Regions from separate parts of the Homo sapiens genome. Here region 1 is linked to region 2. Evidence: read pairs that join two places in POLR2A ChIA-PET (ENCODE). Cell type or tissue: OCI-LY7. All regions are shown on one strand.

Evidence for each region. ChIA-PET counts read pairs that join two places held together with the same protein. Peaks named below come from ENCODE experiments on the same cell type or tissue, not always from the same donor. Only the 100,000 strongest peaks of a DNase experiment are listed, where the experiment ranks them.
Region 1: POLR2A ChIA-PET joins it to region 2 with 5 read pairs; 2 of 35 experiments call an interaction of 5 or more read pairs at or near these places.

What each region holds. Positions count from the first base shown.
Region 1 is chr17:74,964,217-74,969,216 of GRCh38, forward strand. HID1 (HID1 domain containing) reads right to left here. Exons shown (of 19, transcript NM_030630.3): 2 at 267-416. Among named protein-coding and RNA genes, the nearest start is that of HID1-AS1, 4.0 kb to the right of the region's middle. RefSeq lists a silencer at 648-806. In OCI-LY7, no CTCF peak of the experiment used is centred here; no DNase peak of the experiment used is centred here.
Region 2 is chr17:74,830,631-74,835,630 of GRCh38, forward strand. The region is part of intron 9 of SLC38A12 (solute carrier family 38 member 12); the gene reads left to right. Among named protein-coding and RNA genes, the nearest start is that of GRIN2C, 27 kb to the right of the region's middle. RefSeq lists an enhancer at 631-1,551. In OCI-LY7, no CTCF peak of the experiment used is centred here; DNase peaks (open chromatin) are centred at 1,971 and 3,551; H3K4me3 peaks cover 1,989 bases; H3K27ac peaks cover 2,951 bases.

The DNA.
Region 1 (5,000 bases), 130 kb after region 2:
CCCTGGCAGTACCCACCCCACAGAGGGAGCTAAATGAACTGATCTGTGGAAGGTGCTCAGTCAGATGTGGCCTGGAGGACTCCCCCATAAATGACGGCTGCCGTGGTCCCAACGCCCAGCAAAGAGAACCACAGAGAAGTGGAAGAGCTGAGTGAGGCCACAGGGCTGCCTGCCCCTGTGGGGCGGGAGGCCCTGGATGCGCCTGCCTTCTCCTGCTGTGGGCTGGGAGGGTGGAAGAGTAGCAGGAGGGACTGGGCAGCCCTCACCTTGTAGCACAGGGTGGCCAAGTTGGAGGGTGACTCTTCCCGCACGGCCCGGATCTCTGCTGCCGGCACCAGTGCAAACACATCCTGCACCGAGGTGGCTGTGTCTGCCCAGAACTGGTCCCAAAAGGCATCATCGGTGGCTTCCACGGGCTGTGGGGGGACCAAGGGTCCAGAGTTACACAACTCCTGGCCAGAGGGCCTACACTTTGCCCAACTTGTGGCCAGGAGAGACCCTGAGAGGGAAGCCAGAGTCCCCCTACCTGCTGGGGTCCCAGAGCCATCCCACATGGGTGGGGGACATACTTCAGCCACCACAACCCCTGGACAGCACAGTCAGGCTGGAGACACCAGGCATGCATGGTCAGGGGTCAGCTAGGCACAGAGTCAGCCAAAGCCCAACGCCACCCCTGAGGAGGTGTGTGACCCTGGTTAAGTCACCATCCTCCCCTGGCAAAGCAGGCTGACCTCCCCACCTGGGCACAGCCCCAGGCCACACCATTAGGTCAAATGCTCAGGGATCCAGGTCAAGACCATGCCCTCTCTCCATGGGAAGAAGACAAAGGTGACTTGTACTCCGTTTCCAGTCACCCAGGATGCCCGCCACAGGCCTCCGGCTCTGCCCTCTCACAGCACACCCAAAACAGCTGCCACATCTGGTGAATTCACCTCTGTGGCTCTCTGACCCCAACACGCCCCTCTCAGCGCCCACCTCCAGCGCTGCAGCTCAGGCTGCCCTTGCCAGGGCTGCCAACTTCAAATCCACCTCTTTCAACCCTGCCTCTATGCTGCTGCCAACGCATGCACCGAGGTGGCATCCTGCATGCACCACGGCACCGCTGCCACAGGCACTGCTTCCTCACCCAGAGCCCTTCAGGGGCTCCCCACTGCCTGCTGGGACAAGTCCAAACCTCAGCCCAGCACTCAGCCAAGATCTCACAGAAACATGCCTTACACACGTGCACACAGACACACATGCGTACACACGTGTCATACACACATACACCTGCATTTACTACTCCAGGACTCCACCCTGCCATCTCTTCTCTTGACCTTCACCCAAGCTGTTCTCTCTTCCCCCTTCCCCTTTTCCCCACAACAATGCATTCCAAAATCCATTCCCACGGAGGCAACAGGCCTTAAAAACACACATGCCCAGCCAGGCACAGTGGCTCATGCCTGTAATCCCAGCACTTTGGGAGGCTGAGGTGGGTGGATCACCTGATCAGGAGTTCGAGACCAGCCTGGCCAACATGGTGAAACTCTGTCTCTACTAAAAATACAAAAATTAGCCAGGCGTGGTGGCAGGCGCCTGTAATCCCAGCTACTCGGGAAGCTGAGGCTGGAGAATCACTTGAACCCAGGAGGCAGAGGTTGCAGTGAGCCAAGATCATGCCACTGCACTCCAGCCTGGGCAACAAGAGCAAAACCCCATCTCAAAAAAAAAAAAGTACACAAGATATAAAACTTCGTCTAGGATGCTCACAATTCATGTTAAATTATACATGAATAAAAGACTAGAAGAGGCTGGGTGAGGTGGCTCACGCCTGTAATCCCAACACTTTGGGAGACTGAGGCGGGTGGATCACAAGGTCAGGAGTTCAAGACCAGCCTGGCCAAGATGGTGAAACCCCGTCTCTACTAAAAACACTAAAATTAGCTGGGCATGGTGACGGGTGCCTGTAATCCCAGCTACTCAGGAGGCTGAGGCAGAGAATTGCTTGAACCCAGGAGGCAGAGGTCGCAGTGAGCCGAGATCGCGCCACTGCATTCCAGCCTGGGTGACAGAGCAAGACTCTGTCTCAAAAAAAAAAAAAAAAAAAAAAAGACTAGAAGAAAATGAACCAGAATGTTAGTAGCAACTCTCTCTCTGGGTGGTTTTATATTTTTCTTTATGTTTTTCTGTAAGAGCACATGTTACTATTTTTTTCCTTTTGAATGTTCATCTGTTAAGGGACCAGAGTGTCCAAGGCACGCGCACCTCCTCGGGCCCATCCCTTTATGGCTCCTTCTGAGTGTCACTTCCTGCAAGACACCTTCCTGCTTTCTCCAACACAGCTTTTTTCCTTCTCTGAAATCCTACAGCCAATAAAACCTGAGGTCCCTGCTACCACCACAAGCCTGCACTTCATACATGTTACTCTTATCATCAGAAAAAAATATATATCTTATTTAAAAATAATTCTGGGGCCGGGCGTGGTGGCTCATGTCTGTAATCCCAGCACTTTGGGAGGCCAAGGTGGGAGAATTGCTTGAGCCCAGGAGTTCAAGACCAGCCTGGGCAACATGGCTTTTGTAGAGACCCTATCTCTACAAAAAATAAAAACAAATTCACCAGGTGGGCCTGCCCAACCTCTAAGGAGGCTAAGGTGGGAGGATCCCATAAGCCCAGAAGGTCAAGGCTGCAGTAAGCTGTGATGGCACCACTGCACTCAAGCCTGGGCAACAGAGCAAGACTCTGTCTCAAAAAAGTAATAATGGCCAGGTGAGGTGGCTCACACCTGTAATCCCAGCAGTTAGGGAGGCCAAGGCAGATGGATCACAAGGTCAGGAGTTCGAGACCACCCTGGCCAATGTGGTGAAACCCCGTCTCTACTAAAAATACAAAAATTAGCTGGGTGTGGTGGTGCATGCCTGTAGTCCCAGCTACTCAGGAGGCTGAGGCAGAAATCGCTTGAACTCGGGAGTTGAAGGTTGCAGTGAGCCAAGATCGTGCCACTACACTCCAGCCTGGGTGACAGAGTGAGACTCCATTTCAAAAATAATAATAATAATAATAGGCCAGGCGCGGTGGCTCACGCCTGTAATTCCAGCACTTTGGGAGGCTGAGGTGGGTGGCTCACGAGGTCAGGAGTTTGAGACCAGCCTGGCCAATATGGTGAAACCCCTCTTTACTAAAAATACAAAAATTAGCCAGGCATGGTGGCACATGCCTGTAATCCCAGCTACTGGGGGAGGCTGAGGCAGGAGAATCACTTGAACCCAGGAGGCGGAGGTTGCAGTGAGCCAAGATCGCACCACTGCACTCCAGCCTGGGCGACAGAGTGAGACTCCGTCTCAAAAAAATAAAAAATATAATAATAATAATGGCTGGGCACAGTGGCTCACACCTGTGATCCCAACACTTTGGGAGGCTGAGGCAGATGGATTGCTTGAGCCCAGGAGTTTGAGACCAGCCTGAACAACATGACGAAATACCATCTCTACAAAAAAAATCAAAAAAATTAGCTGGGCATGGTGGCACACACCTGTCATCTCAGCTACTTGGGAGGCTGAGGTGGGAGGACTGCCTAAGCCCAGGAAGCTGCAGTGAACCAGGATCGTACCATGGCACTTCAGCCTCGGTGACAGAGTGGTTCACACCTGTAATCCCAGAGCTTTGGGAGGCTGAAGCAGGAGGATCACTTGAGCCCAGAAGTTGAAGACCAGCCTGGGTAACATAGTGAGACTATCTCTACAAAAAAAAAAAGAAAAAATTAGCCACGTGTAGTGGCACGCACCTGTAGTCCCAGCCACTCAGGAGGCTGAGGCAGGAAGATCACTTGAGCCCAGGAGTTCAAGGCTGCAGTGAGCTGTGATTGTGCCACTGTACTCCAGCGTGCATGACTGAGTGAGACCCTGTCTCTAAATATTTAATAATAATAATTCTGGTCTCTGAAGCTACTTCTTCTAAGAAGCCTCCCAGAGCCCCAGGCTTGCTTGCTCCCACCTGGGAACCTCCGGCCCCACCCCACCCCCACCCTGCGTTGTTCCTGCCTCCACAGTCTGGGTGCACGTGCCTTGAAGCCCCATCAGTCCCTGACCTTGCCAGTAAGGCATATGGCAGATATTCAGCCAATATTTGTTCCACTGAAGCTGCGCTCAGTCCTGGGGACCCCTTCAGCCTGGCCACAGAGCAGGGCTGAGCACCCGTGGAACTCTCCAAACTCAGAGTTGGGGTCGCATGCCTCACCAAGGTCCAGGCATACCCCAGCCCACTCCCAGAGCAAACACCCCCACCCCACCCCAGGGAGCTGCAGGGTAACATGTGGCCATGACTCTCAGTCCCAGAACTGGTAGAGCGAGTTCTTCACTGGGGGAGAGGAACAAAGGCTAAAGGAGGGCCCTGGGGCTGGGGTTTGCTGGCCCTTGGGCCCTCAGCCAGGACAGCCCTCTGGCACTCCCTGGAGCGCAGGGACATGGCACCCCAGTCTGGGTGGCCTGGAGCCAGGATGGGGTAAGGAAGGACATCCCAGGAAACCCACAGAGCCATCTGGGAGTGCCTCTGGGAAGCCGCCATCCCTGACACTTTTCCCACCTCCCAGGTAGCTACTACCCCCTTCAAAGGGCAGAAACTAAGCACAAGCAGGCATGACCTCTGACCTAGTTCATCAGGCAGTGTCACCGGGGGACTAAATCCAAAATGAAGAAAGAGACTTACTAGCCCATTCTGGAAGCAGAGGAGAGATCCCAGCCATGACAGATCTCAGCCTTGAACTTTAGGAACAGGACTTTGCCTCCCTGTTTCCTCAGCTTGGGCCTCCTCTCCTGGTCCCACTGTGGCTTGGACATTCGGATTTGGTGACCACCTGCCCAGGCCAAGCTGATGCTACAGGCATTAGTCAGGGTCACTGAGGCCCCTTAGGCTTCTAATGGGAGAAACGTGGCTCAGCGCCTGCCTCAATGACCCCAGTTGGCCTCCACCCAGCCCGCCCAAGGAAGCTTCTAATATCTGATCTTTTTTTTTCTTTTTTGAGA
Region 2 (5,000 bases):
ATGCCCGTACACTGGATGTGCCTCCTGGCAGCTCAGTCCTTGTGTAAATTTTACTTCTAGCCTCCTCAGAAAGGGAAGGCAGGCACCTTCTCTGACTGGCCTCTGGCAGCTCAGGACTCGTGCCTGTTTTATCTCAGCTCCAAGACAATGACTTCCTGTGCCTTCGCTCTGTCTTCCTCACTCCCTCCCCAGGTGTCAGTGTGCGAGGGAGGGGAGTGGCTGTGGCCCAGGTGAATCAGTGTGGCGAGGCCTGCGTGTGGAGCTGAGATCCACTATCAGGATGAGCCTGTGAGCAGCCAGCAGCCTTGGCAGGCGACCTCGCGGGGCCTCAGTGAGGCTCTGCCTATGGGTGTCCTCGGGGGCCCCCCTCCTCGTCTCTACCCCGCATTGAGCTGCTCCTAAAGCATGAGGAGTCACAGCAGCCACAGACCTATAGGGTCGGAACGGCTCCGAAAGGTCCTCCACGTCCCGTCTGACACCTGCTTCCCCTCTGGGACCCCCACCACGTGCCTCCTTCCCTCAGGCTTGGCCGCCTCCCGCGACGGGGATCTCATCATGTACCCCACAGCTAGTGTGCCTGATAACCAGCCCGTTCTTTGGTTATAATTTGTCCCCTGTACCTTCCACCTGGACTCTGGTACCCTGGACTCTGGGCTCCAGAAGGACAGGACCCCTGTCTCAGTGTGCTGTCCCCAGATGGCCAGCATAGTGCCCAGCACCCAGGGGAAACTCAGTCCATTGTTGTTGAATGAAGGAATGAACAGTCCAGTTGGGCCCATGGGTGACACAAGACAAATGCGGTGGCTTTTGCGTTGGCTTTTACTCAGATATTAAGAGAGAAGTCTTCTGCCTCCCCTTGTCATTTTGTAGCTGAGCCTTCCGAGGCCCAGCAGCCGCTCGTGTGACCTGTGTCAGCCTCCTCCTCTGTCCTCCCCTCTGCCTCCTCCCAGCTTCTCACTGCTGCTCTCCACCACTCAGAGCGGGACTCCCAGTGTGCAATTGTGGGTGGATGTGGATGCGGATGTTCTGGGCACTGCCTGTGATAGGCTCTTGGGGAACTGCAGGCCCTGCTGGGGGCCGACCCCCCTGCACATCTGACTGTGAAGTCCTGGGTGTCTGGTCCTTAGCATGTCTGGGGAGCACTTTCTGCTCTGTCCCGCCTCCACACCCGTCTGGCTTCCCACGCAGCCTCCACGAGGTGGGCGCAGGCTGTCTTGGCGGCTGTGGCTGAGCCCCGGGCGTCGGTGTGGCTCTTGGAGCCCTGCTCCCCATCGCGCATCCTGGCAGGGTCTCCATAACCTGTCATCCTCGTTTCATCTTGATTTATGATCAGACCTAATGAGTTTTTGGAGCAGCTGTCTCCCAGGGATGTGGCGATCAATCTAGGAGATGGCTGTTGAACTTTGCTCCTCCCGCAGCCAGGGGAGGCAGGGAGGGGCCAGACAAGGGGGTGGGGCCACAGGAGCCTCGCCAGGTGGGCAGTGGGGGTTAAGCCTCGGGCCATGGTCCCAGGACTCTGCAAGGTCAGGGCCCTGACCTCCCCTCTGTCCCTCCCTTCCTCCCTTCCTTCCTCCTTTCCTTCCTTTTCTCCCTTCCCTCCCTTTCCTCCATCTCCCAGGGAAACGAGCTTCTAGATGGTGCTAGTTTCTTTTGAATTTGCTGGTTTGGAGACCAGGCTGGAACAGTTCCCTTCACTCTCCACTCCCAGGGGACAGATCCCAGCACCCGCCTTCATATCCTCATGGTGGTGCCGAACTGGAGGGCCCTGCCCCCTCCCCAGGTAGCTGGGTTCACCTTCTGCCTCAACTGGGGCCATTTCCACTGGGAAGCTGGTCCTCACCCCTGTTTTGGGGGCGTGGCTCTTCTAGAACCACCTGTCCTTCCCGGATATGCTCCTCACCATGGCGGCCTCTCCCCCTCCTGGTGTGTGAGCGCCCTGAGTGCAGGTCAGGATTCATGGGTGAATGACCCACCTCTGCTGGGTGCACACTCGGTCTGCTCAGCCCCAGAGCTGGTGGCATCTCCATGCAGCCGAGCTGCCACACAGCTGGGTGAGCTTTTGACAGCAGTGCAGGGTGTGACCAAGGGGAGTTCACGAAAGCCCACATGGCCCTGCAGCTGCGCCTGCCCCGTCAGGTGTTTATCCCACTTTCTAACACTCTGGAATCACCTCCCAAGAGCTTCTAGCATCTGCTTCTGACTCGTAGGCGGCAGCAAACATCCAGCCCACGAAGGTAGACTTGGTTTTTGCAAATAGACTTGTTTAAGACAATCAAAAGAATGAAATGGGTGACTAATCTAGGTAATCTAGGTAGTGGCATTACGAGGTGAAACTAATTATGGCTAGAAGATCATGAAATCCTTTTTTAATCACCCATATCCGTGGCTTGTTTGTTTGTTTGTTTGTTTTGATGGTGGAGTCTTGCCCTGTTGCCCAGGCTGAAGTGCAGTGGCACAATCTCAGCTCACTGCAACCTCTGCCTCCCAGGTTCAAGTGATTCTCCTGCCTCAGCCTCCCGAGTAGCTGGGATTGCAGGTGCGCGTCACCAAGCCCAGCTAATTTTTAGGAGAGACAGGGTTTCACCATGTTGCCAGGCTGGTCTCAAACTCCTGACCTCAGGTGATCTGCCTGCCTCGGCCTCCCAAGGTGCTGGGATTACAGGCGTGAGCCACTGTGCCCAGCCGCCATGGCTTTGTTCTAGCTGAAGGTTCTAGAAGTTGTTCTACATCATTGTTGGTGTCAAAGGTGCCTCTTCCCAAGACAGCTGCTCTGGAGGACGCCAGTTAGAAGGTGTATGTTTCAGGGGTGTATGTGTGTGTGTACAGCCGTCTCATTTCTTTGGAAACCTACTTTATAAATTGGTTTATTTACCATGAGGAAATCCCACAGTCAGGGCTGTAAGGAGAGCTAGCTGCCTTTCTTTGGAGATGTGAGGCTGGGGAGTTAGAGGAGCAGAGAAGCACGAGCTGTGTCCAGGGCAGGAGAGAGCAGTGGCAGGGATGCTCACGTCCAGACAGCTGACCTCTTCCTGCCTTCTTGCCTGCTTGCTCACCAGACCCAGGGCCCAGGGCCGAGTGACAGACAGCTAGAGGAATTCTCCACTTGCCTTTTTCTAAGTTCATGCCAGCCTTGGGCAGGGCCAAGTGCCAGGTCTCAAGGTGGTACCTCGAGATGGCAGTGGCAGTGCAGGATTTGAATCTTGCCCTACAGCAGCTGCCCCCATTGCCCTGACCCTTGTGCCCCACTTATGGTGGCAGAACAGTCTGCTGCAGCCTCCTGAATAACAAATCACCAGGTGCCCCGGGCCCAGTCTGGCCTCTGTACCCCCACCCCATCCTGCTCAGCTCTGCTCTGTAGCCCTTTCTGGCTCACAGGGACTCCGCCTCCAGCCTGTCTGCTCTCTCCCCGGTACCCCTCCTGCACATCCTGCCCTGACACAACTCCTGTGGGGTGGATCTCTCACATAGGCACAGCTGTGCACACCCCCCTCTACCCACCCGCAGAAATCTCTGGGGCAAGCAGATTGCTCAGGGTCCTGGGCTGTCCCACAGGTGTCCTGTGCCATCCACCCCCAGTGGGTGAAGCTGGAGGCAGCTCCCTGGGCTGAGACTGGAAGGAGGAACTAGGTCGCCGCTTCCGCTTGACTGACCAGGGTTGGGACGATTTGTGATGTCGGGGGAGGAGGAGTCCCCAGGCCCTCAGAGTCAGGAGTGGCGGGGACTGGAGCGGGCGGTGAGAGGCAGAAACAAATCATCTTCTTTACCGGCAATTTTCTCAGGCCGGTTTCCACGCTCCCCTCCTCCCCTCCTGTCCCCGACAGTGTCAGGCAGTTCTGATTAAAAGTAATAGATGAAGATTCCATCTCACTCCCAGTGTCATTGTGGGAAGACATTGCCTGGTTTCCTGTGGGTCCCATCAGAACCACCTCTTCCTTCCAGGAGTCAGGGAGTGGGCCTGGCCCAAAGGGGACCATAGGATACCCAGCCTCCCACCTGCAAAAGAGCCCTGGGGCTCTGCGGGGGGCCCCAGACAGGAGCCACCGAGCTGTGAGCTGGCCTCTTTGGCCACTGCCCCTTCACACTTGCCTGTGCTGCTCACCAGGAAATGTCACGTGTCCCCGTGGGCTTCACCTGAGGGGTGAGGGCACAGGCTAGAGAGGCTGTCAGATATGTTCTGAACAGAGAGAGCAGGGCTTGGTCAGCTTCAGAACAGACACGGACACTGGTGGTCTCCGTGTGTGAGTAGCTAACCACGGTTCTGGGTAGCCCGGAGAGCAGAAGCGGGAGACACAGAAAGATCTAAGAGTGCCATCTCCTCAGAGCACTGGGAACACAGCCCCTTGTCCCTGCGGTGCGCAGGCTGCCTCTGGGGAACTCAGCCTGGAGGGCGTGCTGTGAGCCTGTCTCCAGTGGCAGCCCAGGAGGAGGGTCACCGTAAAGGGCTGCGAACTGAAGCCAGCCTGGTCTCCATCAGCAACGCAAGCTGTTTGCTCTGAACAGATGGGGCCACAGGCCCCCTTCCACTTCCACAGAGGGTCCCCTGTCCCCTAGCTGTGCTGCCAGGCCCAGGAAAACAGAGCCACATGCCACCTGCCTCCAGCCTCGGTGTCAGCAGCTCAGGACTCGGCAGTCCGCAGCCTTGGTCCTTGATGCTATTTCTGCCCTGGCGTGACCACTGGCAACTTCCTGCCTGCCCTTGGCCCCTAGGCACTCACCTGTCTGCCCAGGGCTCCCAGCACTCCTGCCTGTCGGCCTCAGCTGTGTCTAGCAGATGCCCTCGGCCCAGGAGGACACCTCCTCCCAAACACTCCATGCCCTTCTTCGTCTACCCCCCAGCACTCCAGCCTCACATTCCTTAAACCAAGGGAGAGAGGGTGACCCTGTGTCCTGACCCAGCCTGCTCCCTGCGAGGAAGCTGGCAGAGCCCCTGAGAGCCCTGGGGGTCTGATGAGGGAGCCAGGCAGTGCCTGCCCAGGACTGGCCCTCCTCTAAGAAGACAG